Linked DNA regions of Homo sapiens: regions 1 and 2 are each linked to region 3. A link is a contact called in ENCODE Hi-C or POLR2A ChIA-PET data. All regions are on one chromosome and are shown on one strand. Each heading gives the region's core, a stretch centred on a gene start or an enhancer-like site at or near the end of the contact. The rest is flanking DNA. Distances are from core to core; before and after follow the strand shown. Region 1 has its middle 32 kb from the start of SMARCE1. Region 2 holds the start of SMARCE1 (SWI/SNF related BAF chromatin remodeling complex subunit E1). Region 3 holds the start of RARA-AS1 (RARA antisense RNA 1).

Region 1 (3,497 bases), core at 689-3,188, 270 kb before region 3:
AACAAGATTTCTACCCCCTTTCTCCTGCCTAAACCAGCAAACTGGTCTGTCGTTCCCAAGCGCCCGGCTAGGTGCCCCCTGAGCCCACAGTCCTGATCCTCATGAGACTTCAGCTCTTCCAGATTCCTGGGAGAAATCTGCTATGGACCCTCCTTCCAGCTCTCTCCCCGGCCTCTTCCTGGAAAGCAAACAGCCACTTCTTCAGAAAATAAGATGGTAGACAGAGGCCATCCTCTGAGATCCAATGATAAATCTTGTCCTTTTGCTCATGCAGTACTTACTGATGGCTTAATGAAGAGCCAAGTGATGGGGGAAACTCAGAGGTGAAGGAGACCTGGGTTCAGCCCCAAGGAGTCAGAACCTTGGAGACAGAACAAAGAAATGAACCAAAACCCTCTGGCAGTTGTCATATGCATGGCCCCCTGAACCAGGGGAGCTCAGAAAGGGAAGACAGGCACTCCTAAGGGAAGGCCTCATGGAAGCACAGCTTCTGAGCAGTTGGGAGAGGGCAGCGGAAGTGGAGAGAAGGGGATTGCATGAGGGAGTGAAGGCTCTATGGGGAAAGTCCAGGGCAGAGATGGGAAGGAGCAGAGACTAGCCAGAAGGACAGGAGGGGCTGGCCAGTGCAGGCTGGGAGAGGCTCAGGGCTCTGATCCCCAACCCAGACTGAATCTAGGATCAACTCACCATACTTGTCTGAGAGGCATAAGAATGGGCCTCGGAGTGCATGAGGGGGAGAGGGGCCCTGTGTACCCAGGTCCTACAGTGGCTCATTTTCAGCCCTGCTGGCATGCCAAATGGCCCTGCGCTTGATCTCTGCCAAACAAAGTGAAGACTGCCCCTTCTCTCCTGACATCCCTGATCCCCAGCTTCTCTTCCAGTCCCAGTTTCCCAATCCCCAGCCAAAACTCCCAGGAGGCAGGAGAGGACCACCTAATCTCCCTTCCCAGCAAGTCCCCTTTCTGTTCTCAGTTCAACTGAGCCACACTACCGCCTTTCCCAAAGGGCGATGGGAACAGGGACCTGAATTTCTGGGACCATCTCTATTTCAAATACACTGGCCCCCTGGCGCCTTGGACCTTCACACTTGCCCGGTTGTGTGTTGCTGATTTTTAGTGCAGAGCATGAGGTCACCAGAGCAGGGGGCCCTGGATTGGGAGACTATGCCCTGGGACTGGGCATCAGGGCTCCAACGTGCAATGGTGAGGCTGCCTTGGTCCTGTGTAGCGCTCCCTCTCCTCCCCTCCCCACCACGCTTCCATTCCATCCTCACACTGTGTTTGTGTCCATGTCTGTCTGCATCAGGAGAACAGCCACCTCTTGGAGAACGAGGGCTCCATCTCATTTGCCTCCAGATTCTCCCTGCTTCCCACTAGCCAGCTGCATGTTTTGAGTTGTCAATGAAATCTGTTAAACAACAAGAAAATTTGGAAACATGCCTACTGGACTCTGGGGAAGATACCCCTGTCTTGGCAGTAGATACTGCACTTGGGAGCTCTCAACTGGGAGGGCTTGGGCCTTGGAGTCGGAGATCTCCAATAGCCAGGAGAGGCTGGTGGTTGGGAGAGATCAGCAGATGCTGAATCGGTGCTCGGAAGTCCAGCTCCTCCGCCTTCCATGGCCGAAGGGCTCCACCCAGAGGACAGTCAGCTTAATCCCTGTTCACACAGACCTTTCTCCACCAGGTGTAGAGAAGGCTCTGCCCAGCTTTCATGAAGAAACTCAGAAACCCCCAGTGCCTCTCCAGAATGACTGTAAAATACCTCCTTCTGCCAGAAGAGCCAGTCCTCAGCCCTTCCCTCCAGCCCCAGGAATGCCCCCTGTCTGCAAATAAGAGTGGAATTGGGGCAGTTCAGAATTCTGCCTCCCACCTGGGGGAGCTCTGAGAACCAAATGAGGCAGGCTGTAGATGGGAACAAGCTACAAAAAAAAAAAAAAGTACACAGCACTGTTCAAACCCTAGGGGGTTTTTGGTTGTTGTCTACAAGGCAAGAGGTGCTTTAAGAAAATTCTCCCCTCCTGTTTTCACTTCCTCTTCTCTCTCTTAACCCTGGGAAGGGGAAAATCCTACAAAGATTAGCAGCTGATGTGTGAAAGAACCAAAACAACATTCTTCTAGTTGCATTTTAACAGTATCTTCTGGCAGCCACCACGGGACTGGGTTCTGATGTTCCCAGCTCAAGGCCAGAAAGAATCACTGGATCAGAATGAAGCGTGCAGTTGGAAGAGATCTTAAAGGCCCTCTAGTCCAATGCACCAACACGCTGTCCTGTTAAAGTGTGTCAAATTGTGCCCTGGAGCATAGCCGCCTCCAGGTGAAGGGTGAGCACTACCATATCGGCAGCCCTGTTGAGGACATTGGCTCTGGGTTATGCTAAACCACATGGGCCCACTATCCACTCACCTGCGGCAGGGGCCGTGTTGTATTTCAATGGCACAGAGAACCCAGGGATGCCCTCATCCTGCCCAGCCTTGTTGTGATCCTCCTCTCACAACAAGTTCCCGGGGGAGCCAGGCCAAGGAGCTCATGAGAGGAAATGGGAGTCAAAGTCCCGCTGCTGTCCCCAGCTGCACCCACACCAGGGATGTCACCGAGCTCTGAGAACAGTTCCTAGACTAACTGGTATTGATCGTAATGAATCTTTGTGCTACACATGGTGCAAGGCCCTGGGATGAGCAAAACTGGGAGCAACCAGTAAGAGAGAAGGACATGTTCAGAGGGTCTGGGAAGTGGGAAAATGAGGTGTGAAGAGTGTAGCTAAAAGGTGGCCCCAGCAGGCCTCTGAGGGAAACCAAGCCATGACACACACTGACACTCTGCTCCGGTGCTGCCCCACACCTCCCCAGCCTGACGAACGCCTGCCCTGCTGTCAGGATGCAGCCCAAATGTGCCTTCCTCTGCAAAGCCTTTCCCAGCATCTCCACTTCCAGAGAGAGACCGACGCGCCCCCGTCTGTGGCTTAGACAGTCTGTGTCTTCTACCAAAGAAGGTGTTTCCAGCCTGAGGCACCATGGTATCCCCCAGAGCCTGGCTCATGATGGGTATTAAAGAAATATTTTTAATTAATTAATTAATTTTTTAACAATAGGGTCTCACTCTGTCACCCAGGCTGGAGTGCAGTGGCACAATCATAGCTCACTGCAGCCTCCAAGTCTTGGGCTCAAGCGATCCTCCCACCTCAGCCTCCCAAGTAGCTAAGACTACAGGTACACTGCTCTGTCTGGATTTATTTTTTAATTTTTTGTAGAGACAAGGTCTCGCTATGTCACCCAGGCTAGTCTTGAACTCCTGACCTCAAGGGATCCTCCTGCCTCAGCCTCCCAAAGTGCTGGGACTACAGGTGTGAGCCACTGCACCTGTCCTGAAGAAATATGTGTTGGCTTTCATATTTGTGCCCCAAGTGACTAATACAATATATTACAGAATAGAAGCTGGGCAAATATTCCATGAATGAATGAATGAATGAATGAATGAATGAATACCAAATGGTTATAGG
Region 2 (3,442 bases), core at 686-3,185, 300 kb before region 3:
CAGAAAAAGAATGTACTGAAATCCCTTCTGAGGCCTTTGTGTATCGTACTTTAATCCTTTACATGTCTCTGATGGATATATACATATATATATATATAATTTTTTTTTTTTTGAGACAGAGTCTCGCTCTCTCGCCCAGGCTGGAGTGCAGTGGCGCCATCTCCGTTCACTGCAAGCTCCGCCTCCCGGGTTCACGCCATTCTCCTGCCTCAGCCTCCCCAATAGCTGGGACCACAGGCGCCCGCCGCCACGCCCGGCTAATTTTGTTTTTGTATTTTTAGTAGGGACGGGGTTTCACCGTGTTAGCCAGGATGGTCTCGATCTCCTGACCTAGTAATCTGCCCGCCTCGGCCTCCCAAAAGAGCTGGGATTACAGGCGTGAATATTTTTTAACAAGCAATTTCATGTACATTTTCTCAAGCACCACTCAAGCTGCCTGTCCACGGGGCAGACGACTTCTCCTTTAGTCTTTCTCTTGAATATGCTCTTCAATTTCATTAATCTCTATTCATGAGTATAACAATATTGGAAAAATTGGACAGAGTATCACTTGTTCCTCGCTTTGCAGACTAGAGATGCTTCTAGTCCCTGTTGGCACACTCAGGATGGGGGCTACGGGAAGCCCAAGAATTCAGCCTCTCTCTAAATGTCAACTGTTTTCCAGTAACCACAGGTCAGGGATCCCATACGTTCATTCTCCCTCCACAGTGACCCACAATATCCATCGGGTGTTTATGTATCCAAAGAAGAGGCTACTCATTCCATCTGGTAAACCAACATACTCATGATTTAGTGGAAAGAGCCCTGGAGTGGCACAGAGGGCTGCCTCAATACACACTTACTGAGCGTCTAACAATGAATGGGTCAAGCCCTTCGTAGGCACTGGCAATGGGAAGATGACCAATACAGACGGCTGAACCTTGCTTTCAAGGCCTTCATAAAGCACTGGAGATGACAAACACGGTCCGATACAAAGGGTCGGGTTCAGGACTCCAACCATTATTATCAAAGAGCCACGGGAATACAAAGGAAGGATTACTAGGGGGGAAGTTCCAGGAGGGCATCACAAAGAGACCTCTGAGCTGGATCCAGAAGGACAGATGAGTTTAAGCTGAAAGTGGGGACGGTCGTTCCCGCTGGTGGGAACCGAAGGAGCCGAGGCAGCGCTGAGGCGGAGACCAGGTGGCACCCGCGGCGCTGCAAGGACACACAAGCTGTTGCGAGGGGGTCAACTCTCCGGGCCTTGGCTTAGAAACCTGGGACGATTACACCCTAAAAGCGCTTGGAAAAACTGCAGAACTCGTGCTGATTTTCGCCAAAGCTACTCCCCCGCCGTGAGGGCAGGAAGCCCTGCGAGGCGCCTGCGAGGACGCAAACGCCGCGAAGCAAGTCCTCCACGCCTCCATCCCAGGTTTAGTGAAGTGTAGACTCTGACCCACAGCCTAAAGGAAAGCAAGACCGGAGTCGGGGAGGGCCCCTCCAGGAGCGGGCTCAGCGGGAGTCTGGCCGAACTGCTTGCTGCCACAGTGGTTCCGCGGCCTCGCGCTGAGCGCCATCCGCCGTCTCCCACCGCGGCCCCCACCGCCCCTCCGCAAGGCTCGGCACCTCCCGCCACTTCCTCGGTCGCTGCGGCGGCTCCGGCTCCTCACAGCCGCTAAACCCAGGCCTATTCTGTGTTAGGTCGGGCCTCCTCGGCCCTCTTCGCCGTGACGAATCAGCGCCCGGCTGGGAAAGTATCAAAATTCGGGGAGTTTTGAGGATCCAATGGGTCCTGAAAAAAATCCCTGAGTGTGCTAAGCATCACCGCATCTTCACTAGAAGGTTAGTTTTTCTAAAGAGGGTCGGGTGGGGCCCGGAAAAAAAAAAAAATTAAGAAGAGTGTGGAAAGTGCGAGTGCGGAAGCTCCGGACGCGAGGGGCGGGGCGAGCGCGGGACAAAGGGAAGCGAAGCCGGAGCTGCGGGCGCTTTTTCTGCCCGCGGGTGAGTGTTTCCAAGTGGGACGGACCGGGTCGGTGGGTGCAAGTCGTGGTGTCCCCGCTTGGCTAGACCCCGAGTTCCCGGGGGTTGCTGGGGTTCAGCCTTGGCCGTGGGGCCAGAGCCAGGAGCCGGTTGAGGCCTCCTTGAGGCCTAGCAGAGCGAGGGTTGGGAGGGAGTCCCATCTGGGGCCCCCTCCTTGGAGGCAAGGCCAGTCCCCCGAAATTGGTCAAAGCACCTGTGAATACCCCGTTTTAGGGGAGTTGCTAGTAAAGTACATTCTCCAAGACAAAGAGAGCGACCTCAGGAAGCCGTGGGCAAGGCAGGTCCGTGGTTCACCCCCCACCCGGGCAGAAGGTTCCCCCATTGGTTCAGGCAGCGACTTGAGGACGAGCAGAGCTCTGAAATAGTTTGGCCTGGGTTTGAAACCCAACTTTGGCACTTCCTGGCTGCATATGGCTTCAGACAAGTTGTTTAAACTTTCCGAGACTCCCTTGTTTCATCTGTAAAATGGGGATAGCTGTACATATAAAGTACTTGTGAGTGTTAAGCGAAATAGTGTCATAAGCGTACCCCGTATAAAGTATTTCTTGAACAAATATTTATCGGGTATTTATTTTTATGCCAGGCACCAAAGATGGATCCAACGGTGGACAAATGTACAAGCCCACTCTTAAATTTTGTATTCTAGCAAAAGAGAGCAATAATTTTAAAGTATTAACAATGAAGTATAACGTACAGGGAGCTTATGTTAGTTGTCAGGGTCCCCTGCAGCGAGGCCTGCTGGATGTTGACAGCTCCCTTAATGTGAGCAGAAAGGAAATCTACACCAGAGTCAAAGGTTTCTGGCTGTTCTTTAAGAGGGAAAGACTCAGGTTGGACCATTGAGAAAATGAGCTGTTTCTTTCCACACCAGGACTCATTCCTTATGCTCCAGGGAATTTCCTTAAAATTAATAATAGAAGCGAAAAATCAGATCTATTCCACATGTTTGGTTGCAAATACCTCCAATAGTCATAGAAGTTTATTTGCCTTCTTTCCAAAGATGAATTTTTGTCTTTTTGTACCTCACTATTTGTGATGTATGTTGATGTAAAGAACAAGCTCACATGTGCCTGGTTATGTTGTGAGCTGGTAATACTAGGAAAAAATTTCCTAAGAATTGAGCTAGGTCCTGACATGGTCCCTCTTTCCAAGTAGCATACAATCTAGCCATATTGATAAGTTAAAAAAAAGTTATAATAATATAGATCTGTGTAAACTGTATAGGAATACAGATGGGGGAGCAGTTAATTCTGCCCAGGTAATGTATCAAGAAAGTTCCCTTGAGGAGAAAAATTTTGAAATGGGCTGTGAATGATGAATAAAAGTTTTTCAGGTAGACTCTCAAAATTTATTCCCAGCATTTATGAAGCTATTTACCATTATAAGAGAATGTGAAGTTCATTGTCATACCAATTACCTTTTG
Region 3 (3,705 bases), core at 566-3,065:
GGGGCTGGAGGCAGCTCCAGTCACCAGCGGACTTCCACACACCCAAGGGGACCCTTCCAAGGTGGTGGCATTGGCCCCACATATTCTAGACTGAGTCTAGTTGCCACCCTCAGACTCCGGGTCCTTCCTGTGCCTCAAGGCAAGCCCCCAGACCCCCATCACTCCCAACCTCACAGCCTCAGGACCCGAGTCCACTGACACCTCACTCACTTATATATGCACACCCACGCTCAGACTACGGGAACTGGAAACCCAGGCCTCTAGGTCTACTACCCCACCCCAGAATGGATGTGGGGACAGGTCTCCACTTCCCCATGTCCAGTGGTTTAGGGGAAGGGCTCACCAATACACTGCCTGTCCTACTCTCTGTGATCCTCCTCCCTCTCCAGTTCTGGGCCAGGAAGAGCTGAGCTGTCCCCATGGGCTAAGAAGAGACAGGGGCTGGAGACCAAGGTCTCAGATCCCAGCTTCTCTCCAGCCCTCTGGAGAAGGTGGCCAAGGCAGTGGAAGGGGTGACTCTGGCAGCCCTGCTCCAACTATCCCCCTAGGGGAGGGGGGTCTTGCTCCAGCACTGGGAGAATGAGAAAAAGGGTCCTAGAGTCATCCTCTCACTCTCTCTTCTTCCAAAGTCAAGGGTGATACCTTCCCTCTTGTGTCTACAGCCACACAGCAGATTCGGCCCTAGAGGAAATGGTCGGGGGCAGGACAATAGGAAAAGCTGGGATAGAAGTGGCTCTGGGAGGGCAGAGGTGGGCTGTCTGTCCATCTCAGGTCTCTCTTCTCCCAGCAAGAGGGGTGGGGTAAGTCCTTTGCCCTTCAACCTTCTCCAATCTGCCAGGGCCCCCCCGAGACCCACTCCACCCCTCCTCCCTGGCAGGCAGGAGGGAGGCAGCAGGTCCAGGAAGGTGGGAGATCCTCCACGGAAGAGCTTCCCCTCCAGCAAAGAGCCCAAAGCCCAGGAGGGGAAGAAACCTGAGCCATCTAACAATAACCCCCTTGCGCCTGCTCCCGCCCACCCAGTGTACACTGCCTCACAGCTGCGCAGGAAAATGCCCAGGTGTACACCCTGGTGCTCCGAGCTCCTGAGTGTGCACAGAGCCCTTCCTCCCAGAGGAGCCTGCACCCAGGCAGGGGGCAACAAGGAGAGAAAGTGACCAGGCTGCCAGGATGCTAGGATTCTCATCAGTGCCCCTCTTAGGAAGGCACAGCCCAGGACCTGGCCCTATCCCCAAGTGAAGTCAGGGTAACAAAAGGACTCGGTGGCGGAGCTGGGAAGGGATGCAGTCCTCATTTCCAGAGCAGCCCCAGACCCACAAAAACAAACTCATTCCCCAGAGAACAAACCGGATTAGGATTAGGGGGAGAGGGATTCTTCTCACCAGAGCAGCTTCTCCCCTCCACTCCTGGGGATGAAAGCCTCAAAGATGACAGCCAAGTGTCTGGGGCCAGGACAACAACCCCATAAGGACCCAGTGCCCCTTGCCAAGATGGAAGGTTAGGATGGCAGACGGGTGTCTGATGAAGTTGCCCCTTTCTGCCACACCCCACTGTCAATACCAAAGACACTGAGTGCTCCCCTGACACCCACTCTAATGACGCAAGAGCAAGGGCTGGGGGCAGCAGCTGTCGCACAGGAAGGGGCTCTCCCTCGGGCTTTGGCAAGTGGGATCTGGCGGGGGGGCCTTCCCCCGGGAGCAGACAAACCCACACAGACAGGACCTTTACCCCACCCTCCAGCCTGCTGTGAAGCTGTTGGATTCCAGGCAAGAAGATATAAACTGGGGGCAAGGGGCTTGGGCTTCATTTCTCCTGGAAGAAGTGAAACAAGAGATGAAGGAATGTTGCTTGAAAGAAGGAACTCTCAAAGTTCCTCAGCCCTAATCTAACACAAATTGCACTTAGGGTTACTGGGGGGAGGGTGCGGCCGGGAGGGTTCAATTGTCCAGCAAGGGCAACACGGGTTAAGTGAAAGGTAGAGACAGGACCTCCACTACACCCCGGGACTCTCACCCCCGAGTAGTAGTGGAAGCCCTACCGCCCACTCCCACCCCCTACAACAGCAGACTGAGAGGCCGGTACGTACAGTGGTTTGAGCCATTCCAAAGCGGAGTCCGGAGCGGGGTGGAGTACGGACCCGGGGCGGGGAGCCCCTTCTCTGGGAGCAAACAGGCCCGGTTCTGGTTATAAAAATCCACCACTAGGAAGGGATTAGGGGTGGGACCCCCCACTTCTACACTCTCGTACATCTTTCCCCTCGAAGGCAAGAGGTCCGAGCTGGGAAGTCCTGCGCGCCGCCCCCGTCACTCAGCCGGCGGCGCCATCCGAGCAGAGCAGCTGGGGGAGAGGAGACGTCCCCTCGCCCCGACTGGTGACCCGGGCAGGGGGCGCCCCCTGCCCTGAAGTCCCCGCGTCTAAGTCCGCCGGCCGCTCCGCCAGTCCCGGTGAAAAGCAGGGAAGTTGTGTGTGCTGGGAGGGGGGGTCCGTCGGCTCTCCCAGGGAAGCCTGGCGGGGCCCGGGAACTCAGCGGCTTCACCTCGAGGGGACTCCCGTCTAGAGTCTCGTGGCGTCCGAGGCAGAGTACAGCGGCTCCCCAAGTCCGCAGGCCGGGGGCGGGATCAGCGCGGGGCTGGGGGTCAACGAGCACTTCCTCCTCCCAGCCGGGGATCCGGGGCTTCTCCAGGGATTCTCCGTGGCGAGGATTCCGGGTGGGGGTGGGGATCCCGCGCGGTTCCGCCCCCGCCAGGCCAGGGGCAGCTGGCGACTCGCTCGGTCTCTGGTGGTACGCGCCACGGCCCCCCCACCCCAGCTCTGCGCGCCCCCTCCCCTCCGGGCACCACCCCCTTTCCACCGCCCCGCCCCGTCCAGGCACCGCCCCTGGCTTAACCCATTCCCGGCGCGTCCGGCTGCAGCGGGAGAAACGCAGGGAACCGAGAGGGAGAGGCGGCATGTGGACAGGCAAGTGGGGGCAGCCTGGGAAGGGGGAGGAGAGGAGAGAAGCAGGAAGGGGGAAAGGCTCCAGATGAGGAGTACACAGAGTACAGAGGGACGCCGAGTACAGGGAGAGGAGGGGGCTGCGAGGGGACAAGGACGGAAGAGGGGCGGGCGTCCTCCCTTGTACCAGTTCCGGCTCCCAGGCTCCCCCAAGGTTTGGTCAGTCCCTGGCCGAGCGAAGCCGTGGTGGAGGAGGTGGTGGGGCGGGGAAGAGGGGGGTGGTCCCGGTGTCCTCCCCTTAACACACACCCCCACCCAGGCCGGGCCTCATTTGCCTAATGCAATGCGGCTGAACTCTCGCTGAACTCGCCTGGCGGCGCCTCACCTCCGAGTGACCCACCCACCGCTGCCCGTGACATCACCCGCTCGCCAGCCCGCCCGCGGGGCTCGCCCGCCAGCCCCCTGCCCGGCCGAACCGGGCCACCTCCCCCGGAGACGCGGAGAGCGGCGGCAGGAGGCGTAGGGCCGGGTCGCGCGGGGCCAAGTGTTTGGCACCCGGGTGTGACATTGTGCAGCTCGGACGCTGTGTCGGAATGAGACACCGGCTTGTGTCATTGTCTGTGACATCATGTGTGACTCCGGCCGCCGGAACCCGACGCGGCAGCGCGGGTGCTGTTGGCACAAACACAGGCAGAGGGGGCCCTCCTCCCCACGCTCTGCGTGCTTCCGGCGAGCAAAGCCCCGCCCAAGGTGTCTCCTAGCTGGGGAACCAGT

The links. Hi-C counts contacts between places; a loop is a spot of excess contacts on that map. ChIA-PET counts read pairs that join two places held with the same protein, here RNA polymerase II (POLR2A). Pooled maps may share reads with other maps.
Region 1: a loop to region 3 is called in a pooled map, with 2.4 times the contacts of the local background. The contact joins the enhancer-like site here to the promoter of RARA-AS1 in region 3. A Hi-C loop is called at or near these places in 9 of 168 maps with a recorded cell type or tissue (CD4-positive, alpha-beta T cell, CD4-positive, alpha-beta memory T cell, CD8-positive, alpha-beta T cell and 5 more), 3 of 37 single-sample maps with no recorded cell type and 15 of 50 pooled maps. POLR2A ChIA-PET finds 5 or more read pairs at or near these places in 5 of 52 experiments (K562, T-cell, WTC11 and 2 more).
Region 2: a pooled map shows a loop between it and region 3 (2.8-fold over the local background). The contact joins the promoter of SMARCE1 here to the promoter of RARA-AS1 in region 3. A Hi-C loop is called at or near these places in 4 of 50 pooled maps. POLR2A ChIA-PET finds 5 or more read pairs at or near these places in 2 of 52 experiments (IMR-90 and activated CD4-positive, alpha-beta T cell).

The regions. Positions count from the first base shown.
Region 1 is chr17:40,613,937-40,617,433 of GRCh38, reverse strand. No RefSeq gene overlaps it. Among named protein-coding and RNA genes, the nearest start is that of SMARCE1, 32 kb to the left of the region's middle. RefSeq lists enhancers at 1,656-2,245, 2,526-2,645. Within about 2 kb of position 1,938, at least 8 of the 41 ENCODE cell types and tissues checked have a DNase peak (open chromatin) inside an H3K27ac peak, as active enhancers do; they include CD4-positive, alpha-beta T cell, CD8-positive, alpha-beta T cell and GM12878, where a contact is called at or near this core.
Region 2 is chr17:40,646,311-40,649,752 of GRCh38, reverse strand. SMARCE1 (SWI/SNF related BAF chromatin remodeling complex subunit E1) reads left to right here and starts at 1,935. Exons shown (of 11, transcript NM_003079.5): 1 at 1,935-1,980. RefSeq lists a silencer at 1,402-1,696.
Region 3 is chr17:40,341,246-40,344,950 of GRCh38, reverse strand. RARA-AS1 (RARA antisense RNA 1) reads left to right here and starts at 1,815. Exons shown (of 3, transcript NR_110861.1): 1 at 1,815-2,075; 2 at 2,261-2,955; 3 at 3,251-3,705. All of the region lies in intron 2 of RARA (retinoic acid receptor alpha), which reads right to left. RefSeq lists enhancers at 172-722, 1,823-2,372, 2,837-2,886, 2,373-2,923, 2,959-3,537 and 1 more and a silencer at 3,227-3,456.